Regions from separate parts of the Mus musculus genome. Here region 1 is linked to region 2. Evidence: chromatin loops called from intact Hi-C (ENCODE). Cell type or tissue: gastrocnemius. All regions are shown on one strand. Region 1 overlaps Huwe1 (HECT, UBA and WWE domain containing 1). Region 2 holds the start of Mir3113 (microRNA 3113).

Evidence for each region. A loop is a pair of places that touch in the nucleus more often than their neighbours do. Peaks named below come from ENCODE experiments on the same cell type or tissue, not always from the same donor. Only the 100,000 strongest peaks of a DNase experiment are listed, where the experiment ranks them.
Region 1: it touches region 2 in a loop (2.7-fold over the local background); 13 of 42 quality-filtered maps call a loop at or near these places.

The regions. Positions count from the first base shown.
Region 1 is chrX:151,920,434-151,924,433 of GRCm38, reverse strand. Huwe1 (HECT, UBA and WWE domain containing 1) reads right to left here. Exons shown (of 83, transcript NM_021523.4): 68 at 3,273-3,388; 69 at 3,016-3,172; 70 at 1,970-2,102; 71 at 1,536-1,738; 72 at 828-955. Among named protein-coding and RNA genes, the nearest start is that of Mir98, 9.2 kb to the right of the region's middle. In gastrocnemius, no CTCF peak of the experiment used is centred here; no DNase peak of the experiment used is centred here.
Region 2 is chrX:151,858,106-151,862,105 of GRCm38, reverse strand. Huwe1 (HECT, UBA and WWE domain containing 1) reads right to left here. Exons shown (of 83, transcript NM_021523.4): 17 at 1,838-1,939; 18 at 1,357-1,437. Mir3113 (microRNA 3113) reads right to left here and starts at 2,544; the gene lies at 2,469-2,544. In gastrocnemius, no CTCF peak of the experiment used is centred here; a DNase peak (open chromatin) is centred at 2,477.

The DNA.
Region 1 (4,000 bases), 62 kb before region 2:
TCCCTCTCAGATCCCACTCTACCCCTACACTGGTGCTCTGAATATAGACAAAAATTGTAGGTTTTTCTGGACCAGGTTCTGTTTGTATACATACTTGTAAGGTAGGCAGAAAGTATGCTTCCTGCTATTTCTATTTGTTCAAACTGAACTCAGTATAATCTTCCATAAGTGGGGTATTTAAGCTATGTCTTTATCAGGTAGGACATGAGACTGGGCAGATAAAAAAGAATAGCAGCTCTTTATTTTCTCTTTTTACTGCTGCTGGAGTCATTCCCCAAATCCTGTACTATGTCCAGTGTGATCAGTAATATACTATATTTTTTGAGACAGGGTTTCTCTGGTCCTGGAACTCACTATGTAGACCAAATTGGCCTTGAACTCACAGAGATCCCCCTTGCCCCTGTCCCAAGTGCTGAGATTAAAGGATAGGGTGGAACAGTGGCCATAGATAATGTATACCAAGCTCAGGGGACTTTGGAGTTGTCTCTACATTATTTCACAACACTAAATTTTTTTAACCCTATATCCCTTCAGAACCCAGGCATGGAGCATAAGACAATTTGCAAAACACTGCTAACTGGATAGCTGGGAGTGAGGTATGATGGCCAAGCTTTATATTCAACCAGATATCAATCAATACAAACCAGTAAAACAATCAATGAATAGCAAGAGAAACACCAACAGAAAGTAACCTTGTTGTCTAGAGGCATTCATTTAGCAAACGTAATGCAAAAGCATACAAGGTATGGGCAATGAACCCCCACTGATGACATGGTGCAGGAAGGAGGGTAGAGAAATGAATGAGGGGCCACAGGCATCATGCTAACCGTTGCTGCTTGTTGCTGTCTCCGCGCCCTTTGACCCTCACGTACCATTTGTATAATGGCATCAGCCTCAGCCTCCAGCTGCCGAACAGCTGCCTGGATGCTGCTAGCTGAGCCTAAACCGGAGGAACCTGGGAGAAAGAGGAAAAGGGGAAAGGCATGATATAAAATGTAGGAAGTGGGAATGCCCAAAATTCTTTTCTTCTTTCATGGATGCCATAGGGAATCTTGTTGAATTTGAGTTTTAGTTTAGGCAGTTTTGTATCCTCATAATCAAGTCCCAGGGTAGAGAAGAGCAGGGGATTGCCAGACAAATGGATGGTGACATGTAGAGTGTTCTATGGGACAGAAGCCAATGTATGAGAACATGGCTAATATTTTAGTTAGGAGTGTTTAAGGAGGCAGAAAGCACATTTGTAAGTTTTTCTCAGAGAAATGCTGGTCTTTCCATTTCTTTGCCAGATTTCAATTACCCCTCAACTGTAACTTGATCTATTCATTCTCAGGTGAATGATTGAATGGGTTATACAATACAGCCATCAACACTTGATAAAAAGGGGGGTGGTGGTGCTTTTTTGGAAAGGTCAAATAGAAACAAAACAGGACATTTTAGCCCAGCTTCTCCAGGGACTCTGGACCCACCCCCAGCCCCAGTAGCAGCAGCATCACCATCACCACCACCACCCTCAATTAGACACTCTAGCTTTATACCTAGCCTGCCTGTCTGCTTGGCTTTCTTGTTAGCTCGTCGTGTGTCATCCCGCAGCTGGATGATGACCTGTAGTACCCTCAAGAAGAACTTCTGGGTAGATGTCTTGGATGTCAACATGGACATAGAAGGCAGCTGGAGCTCCCGGCCACCCAAGGGTCGCTTCTGAGATGCCACAATTACCACATTTTCAGCCATGTCAAACCTGTACAGTGTAGAGGTGGCTTATGTATATTGACATCAAAGTATAAATACTCAGAGCAAGGAGGGATTCTGGTATTAACTAGAAAAAATAACCTTAAAAATAGTATTAGCCATTGGAGAAGTTTTTAAAAACACCAGGTCAAGTATGTTATAGAACAAATAGAAAAAACACAGAAGAGAAAAACCAGCCAAAGCCACTTTTCAAATGTTTCAGATTCTAGCCCACACCCACCTGCTCTGCATTTTGCCTTTCAGTTTGGTGGTCTGTGGTTGCTCCTCAGGTAGGCCATCAGGAGAGAGGGTCTCGCATTGGGCTCGCCGCTGCTGCTCCAGATTATATTCCCGTAGTTCAGCGAGTAGGGTACCTGGGGTAGGCAGAGGATTCATGTGGTCAGAAATTTCCTTAAAGCAGAAAGCTGAACTTTACCAGGACATTGTTGCAGGAAATATAAGTGAACAGAAATTTTTACCATTTGGTTTATTGTTTTTTCTATGGACCAACCACTTGGGGGACTACCAATTCATTGGACTGTCTTACTGAATCTACACAAAAAGCAGTTTGGTATAGAGAATAAAAAGGGCCTTTTCTGGAGACATATCATGATCTATGTTCTATCTATATAGCTCTTAAACCTACTCAGGTGGCCGGGCGTGGTGGCGCATGCCTTTAATCCCAGCACTTGGGAGGCAGAGGTGGGCAGATTTCCGAGTTCGAGGCCAGCCTGGTCTTCAAAGTGAGTTGCAGGACAGCCCCGGTTTACACAGAAAAACAACAAAAACAAAACAAAACCAAAAAAAACCTACTCAGGTTTTTGTGGTATTCTTATTCTCCCTCAAAGGATGCTATCTATAGAACAATGAGATAATCATGTATCACCCGTGGACAATTTTCAAGTGCTAGAACTTTTGCATCATCAAAACTATACAAAGGAGGCCATTATTGTGAGTATAACTCCTGAACCTTATCATAGTTTACGTATATCTTTGAAGATGAAAAAAAGCCGTTATTGCAACTTTATCATGGGGCTCTTGTAGATACTAATAATTAGGGAGAAAAAAAAGTAGGTCTTTTTGTTCTCATGAATAATATTCCCCTACTCCTTCACTAAGCACAGATGACCAGCTATATAGCAGTTGCTGGTGATGAGAAAGTCAGACAACCTTGTTCTCAAACAATCCACAGATGAAAACAAGAACTGAGCTTTAGGAGCATGGTCTAATTCAGTGTGTGTCTCTGTGTGTGTCTTATAAGAAGACAGAATAGAATAATATTATTACCTATCTGTTTACAGAGGGTATAACCCAGATGGCGGGCTCCATTTAGTAGCAGCTTAAGAACAGTGTCCCGGGTACCAGAGTCCCCACGAGAGAGCTGCAGTAACACATTGGCCGCATCTTCCAAGCCTTCTTCAGAACAAGAGTGGGATGTCAACACCTAGGTAAAATATAGGAGAGGTAATAAAAGCCCTAACCTGAGAACTGAAATGTCTACCCCTTTCCTTCTATTTCAGAAGGTATAAAGAGCTTAGACTCACCTCTACAGAGAGCTGTAGCTGGTTTTCAGTGAGGCCAGAGGACACCATTTTGAAGTCTATACCACTGCCTCCTTCACCAACCTTTGCTGGAGATTTGCTGCCTTTAGTAGTAGAAGCTTCAAGGAAACAGAACACATTAAAGCTCTGTGACTGTCATAAACCTGGAAGTGCTGCACTGTACAGGGCTTCAAAATGGCAAAGCAGAGAAAATGACAACCTACCTATCAAGGCCAAATCTTTTTGGTGTGCTGAGAATTGAACTTAGGATGTTATACATACCATGGAAGCATTCTACCACTGAGCTATATTCTTAACTATGCCTTGTAAGGTTACCAAAAATCCTAAGTATTTCTCTATCATATCCCACAATTTATCCTTTAAAACCTATACAGGCACCGGGCAGTGGTGGCGCATGTCTTTAATCCCAGCACTTGGGAGGCAGAGGCAGGCGGATTTCTGAGTTCGAGGCCAGCCTGGTCTACAGAGTGAGTTCCAGGACAGCCAGGACTACACAGAGAAACCCTTACTCAAAAAAATAAAACAAACAAACAAACAAACAAAAACAAAAAAACCAAACCAAACCAACAAACAAAAAACTCCAAACCCCCAAACTAACTAACCAACCTATACCTGCCGAGAATCCTCTGCTACCTGGCTTATTTTCTCTTCTTCCTGAGATGTCTGTTATCTTAAAGCACACTGCATTCATTCAGTCTATTATTGTATAG
Region 2 (4,000 bases):
GGCATGCAACAACACTGCCCGTCACAAAATCTTAAAACACATACACTAAATATTTAATAATTTAAACTTGTGTGCTTATTATGAAAACAATTTTCCAGCAGAATACCAAGAGTAGTCCAATAAACATTAAGAGTTTTATGTGTTATCATTCCTTTTTATGTATTTTTCTCTCATACATCACATATCAGTAAACAGATTCCCTCTCTTCACTCCTCCCAACCCCATCTCCACCACCCTTTTACCCCAGATCCACTCGTCCTCCATTTCCTTTCAGAAAAGAGCAGGCCTCCCAGGGATATCAACCAACACTAACAAGCCTTTTTAAAAAAAACTATATTTCTACCATACTAACCTTCTGGTGTGTCTGAAGACAACTACAGTGTACTTACATATAATAAATAAATAAATCTTTAAAAAAAAAAAGAAATGTCAAATTCCTTATTTGTTGAGTTTCAGTGTGTAGTTACTACAGATCACTGTAACCTTGCCACATACTTCCTCGTTAACTTTCCATTTATGAGTATTATTCCCAGATACTTAACTAAAAGCATGTGCAACATCCTTTGTTAAGGCTATTTTTAACTGTCTGTCTGCTATGATACAAATTTTCCCAGTAGGAACTCTTTCAATCTACCTTAGGCTGATTTTCCTTTGTCACAACTCCAACTCCTTTACAGGACCTGACCTGTACTCATATTTAGTAACTGGAATATCATAGATCCAACTACAAAGTATACCTGCTTCATGAAGTTTCACTAAAAAAAGGAAATACTGGGTCATATTGCCATCCTTGGAGTAAATGGAAACATTTTGGTTCATTAACAGGGAAAACCAAACTAGTAAATTCTGCAAGATCACAAGATAGAAATACAGATTCATAAACTGTTTCATTAGCAAAAAGGTAAAGTCATAATAAATACAAATCTCTAGACTGCCCATAATGTATTTGTACAATGTACACTCCACTATGTTCAAAGAAATTGCAATTTCTACATCTCCCCCTAAATTGCTTTATAGAATTTTAAATGGAGTTCCAACTTGCATTTGTGATGCCAAAGTGCGTAGTGGGATAAAACAATGGGCTTTGTAGCATTTACCAGGAAGTGGGAGTAGGTGGGTTGGAAAGCAGGGTCCAGGGTAGGGAGTGGTATAAAGGACTTTTGGGATAGCATTTGAGTTGTAAATGAAAAAATATCTCATAAAAAAAGAAATTAAAAAAAAGTTCTAAAAGCTTGCGTGCACACACATGCAGCAAGCTGGCATTGAACTCAAGAGAACTGACTGCCTTTTGCCTCCAGGTACTTTATAAATGTATGCCAGAACATTCAACCTAGCCCGAACTTCAATTCTACTCACCTAGGAGGAAGAGTGATGGACCATAGTATTCTGCATTGCTGATGATGTGTTTCAGAGAGGTAGGTAAAGAACCATCCATCACTAAAAGAAATATGAACAAAGACCACATATGATAAGTCTGGGTGAGGCACGAAGATCAAGGGTGATGGGTAGCAATATGTTATACTGTAGTAAATAAATGATCAAGTCTATGGCCTCTGTTTCATATAACGCCTTAGTTTATTCATGCAGTTAGCTTGAATAGAGGGTCAAAATAAGAACAGACATGGAGACTATGAGAGGTGGCAGTAGGATAGAAGAGATCAGAATCCAAAGCTGGGAAGTGGAGTTGTGTAAGTAACCCTCATGTCTAAGAAACATATTAAGTAACAAAAAGCTATCAGTTTACTAAGTATGCTTTAGAAAAACATCAAGAAAACATGAAAAAGAACAATCTGGATAACCAAGTGGTCTTAGAAAACAGTATACAGAATCAAAATACCATGTCGTATGCCATCTGAGAAAGCAGGGTCTTGAATGGCCTTCTTGAGGAAATTCAACATGGACTTGAGAAGTGCTGCTCGTTGTGGAATACACTGAACTCCTAACATGGGAGAAAGAAAAAAGTATCATATTGTGCTCATTATTAAATCACAGTGAAGAGGCACACAAAACATGTACTAAGAGACCCGTCTATATCCACTAAAGCAAAACTAGCAGACATTTAAAGTGAGATCTCTGGACATGAGAGAGAGTATTCTGAAAGCTGAAATTAAATCACCAAAGATAGCATATGACCGGTATTAAAATCAGACAGACAGAGGAACAAAAAGAAAAAGATAAAAACAGAAATACTGTAGAGTAAAAAGATTCAACTTCAAACTTCACTTTTGGATATTATCTGCCCTCCGAAATGTCTGTTTTGATACTGTGTGAACTAACAGAAGACCATAAAATGTTGCAAGACATGTTCTTATAAGATTATCCTCAAATGTACCAATAAGTGCCGTGTAATGTTCTCTTCTTCACTAGTTTAATAAGTCAGTCACTGTAAAAGACTGTGTATCTATGTGTCTACGCACCAGGACGGGGTCCAGGGCCAGGACCAGGGCCAGGGCCGGGGCCAGGGCCAGGGCCAGGGCCAGGACCAGGACCAGGGCCAGGACCAGGGCCAGGACCCGGACCAGGGCCAGGACCCGGGCCAGGGCCAGAGATGCTAGTGCTGCTGTTGGAACTTGATGCCCTTAATTCAACATCCAGCCGGTGCTCCATAGATATGGACGAGCCTGGACTGCTTTCCATAGTTACATCTGCAACTAAAGTACAAGTTATGATAAAGAAACTAATTAGAATAAAAGGTACTAAGAAAAGAAAGATTTCTGAGAAAACTTCGTCCACTGAGTGAGATGTAAAACATGCAACTTTGTATGTTACTGCTAAGAGGGAGGTAGTAAGTCAAGACTACTAACAGAGGTTAATTAACAAATATAAAAAGCACTGATGTTCATAGGGAAGGATGGCTATGATACATAGAATGAACAATAAAAGCAGAATGTGTTTGTGCTCTCCTCTCTCTCTGTTCTAAAAACTATATACTTGTAGATGTGAAAATGAAAAGGAAATAAAGTTGTATTGAGTCACATCAAATTAACAGCTAATGGCAGAGGGTTAAGACTGAGCATTAACATTTACTTTTAGATTTGAAAAGCAAATATTTACTATCTACAATGTTTCAGTTATGTAAACTTTAAAGGGGATCTTATTAATTTTATAAATGTAACATTTTAAAGTTATTTTAATGCATGCACCTACTTACACAAGTAGTAAGGACGAACAGCTGTGTAACTTTCTTTGTATTGAGTATGTAATTTCTTTGAGAATTCAATGCAATCGTTTGGATTAGTTTTAAATACTTGTTTCCTGGTCTTCAGTTGCAAATTTACTGAATCAAGCATTTCAGATGGCGCCAGAATCTACCAAGCACTTATTGTTCTGCTTATTAAATTCTGACAATTGCTGATTTACAATGGATAGTCAACAATTATTTATCAGCAGTTAATAAACACATTTTATTCAACACTTGGAATCTCACCTGTGAACTTAAATGTCAGCTTGTTCCCAATAAAACAGAAACAGAAACTGAGCAAAAGGATTTCTGTGGACTGCAACATGCACAGATAATGGTGCCCAAAAACAAAGTCAGAAAAAGGAACAACATACTATTTACTATTAACAAAACGGCGCGTTACATTTGTAGTACTTTTATCATAAACATAGTAAGATACACAATAATAATCTCTGTCATTAAGACTATTGCAAATTATAAGAAATCTGCTTGGGGCAGTATTTTTTATTCTATTATGAATTTTTATTCTATTAGGAAAGAGATGAAAGTGTTAAAAAAAACCCATATAACACACATGAAAACTAAAATGATCTGGTTTTGCAATTGTAATTTTGTCACTTAAAAGATCCCTAAACAATAACCAATTAAAATCTCTGATCTTAAGATAGTTTTCCAAGGTCTCATTTATGAGTTTATAGTCTCCAGGTAATTTATCAGGTAAAAAAAAAAAAAAAAAGACAGTATTTTGACTACACGGTGCTTATTAGGTTTTAGTAGTGTAAATAAGATAATAAACTAAAAAAATGTGTAGAGTGACTT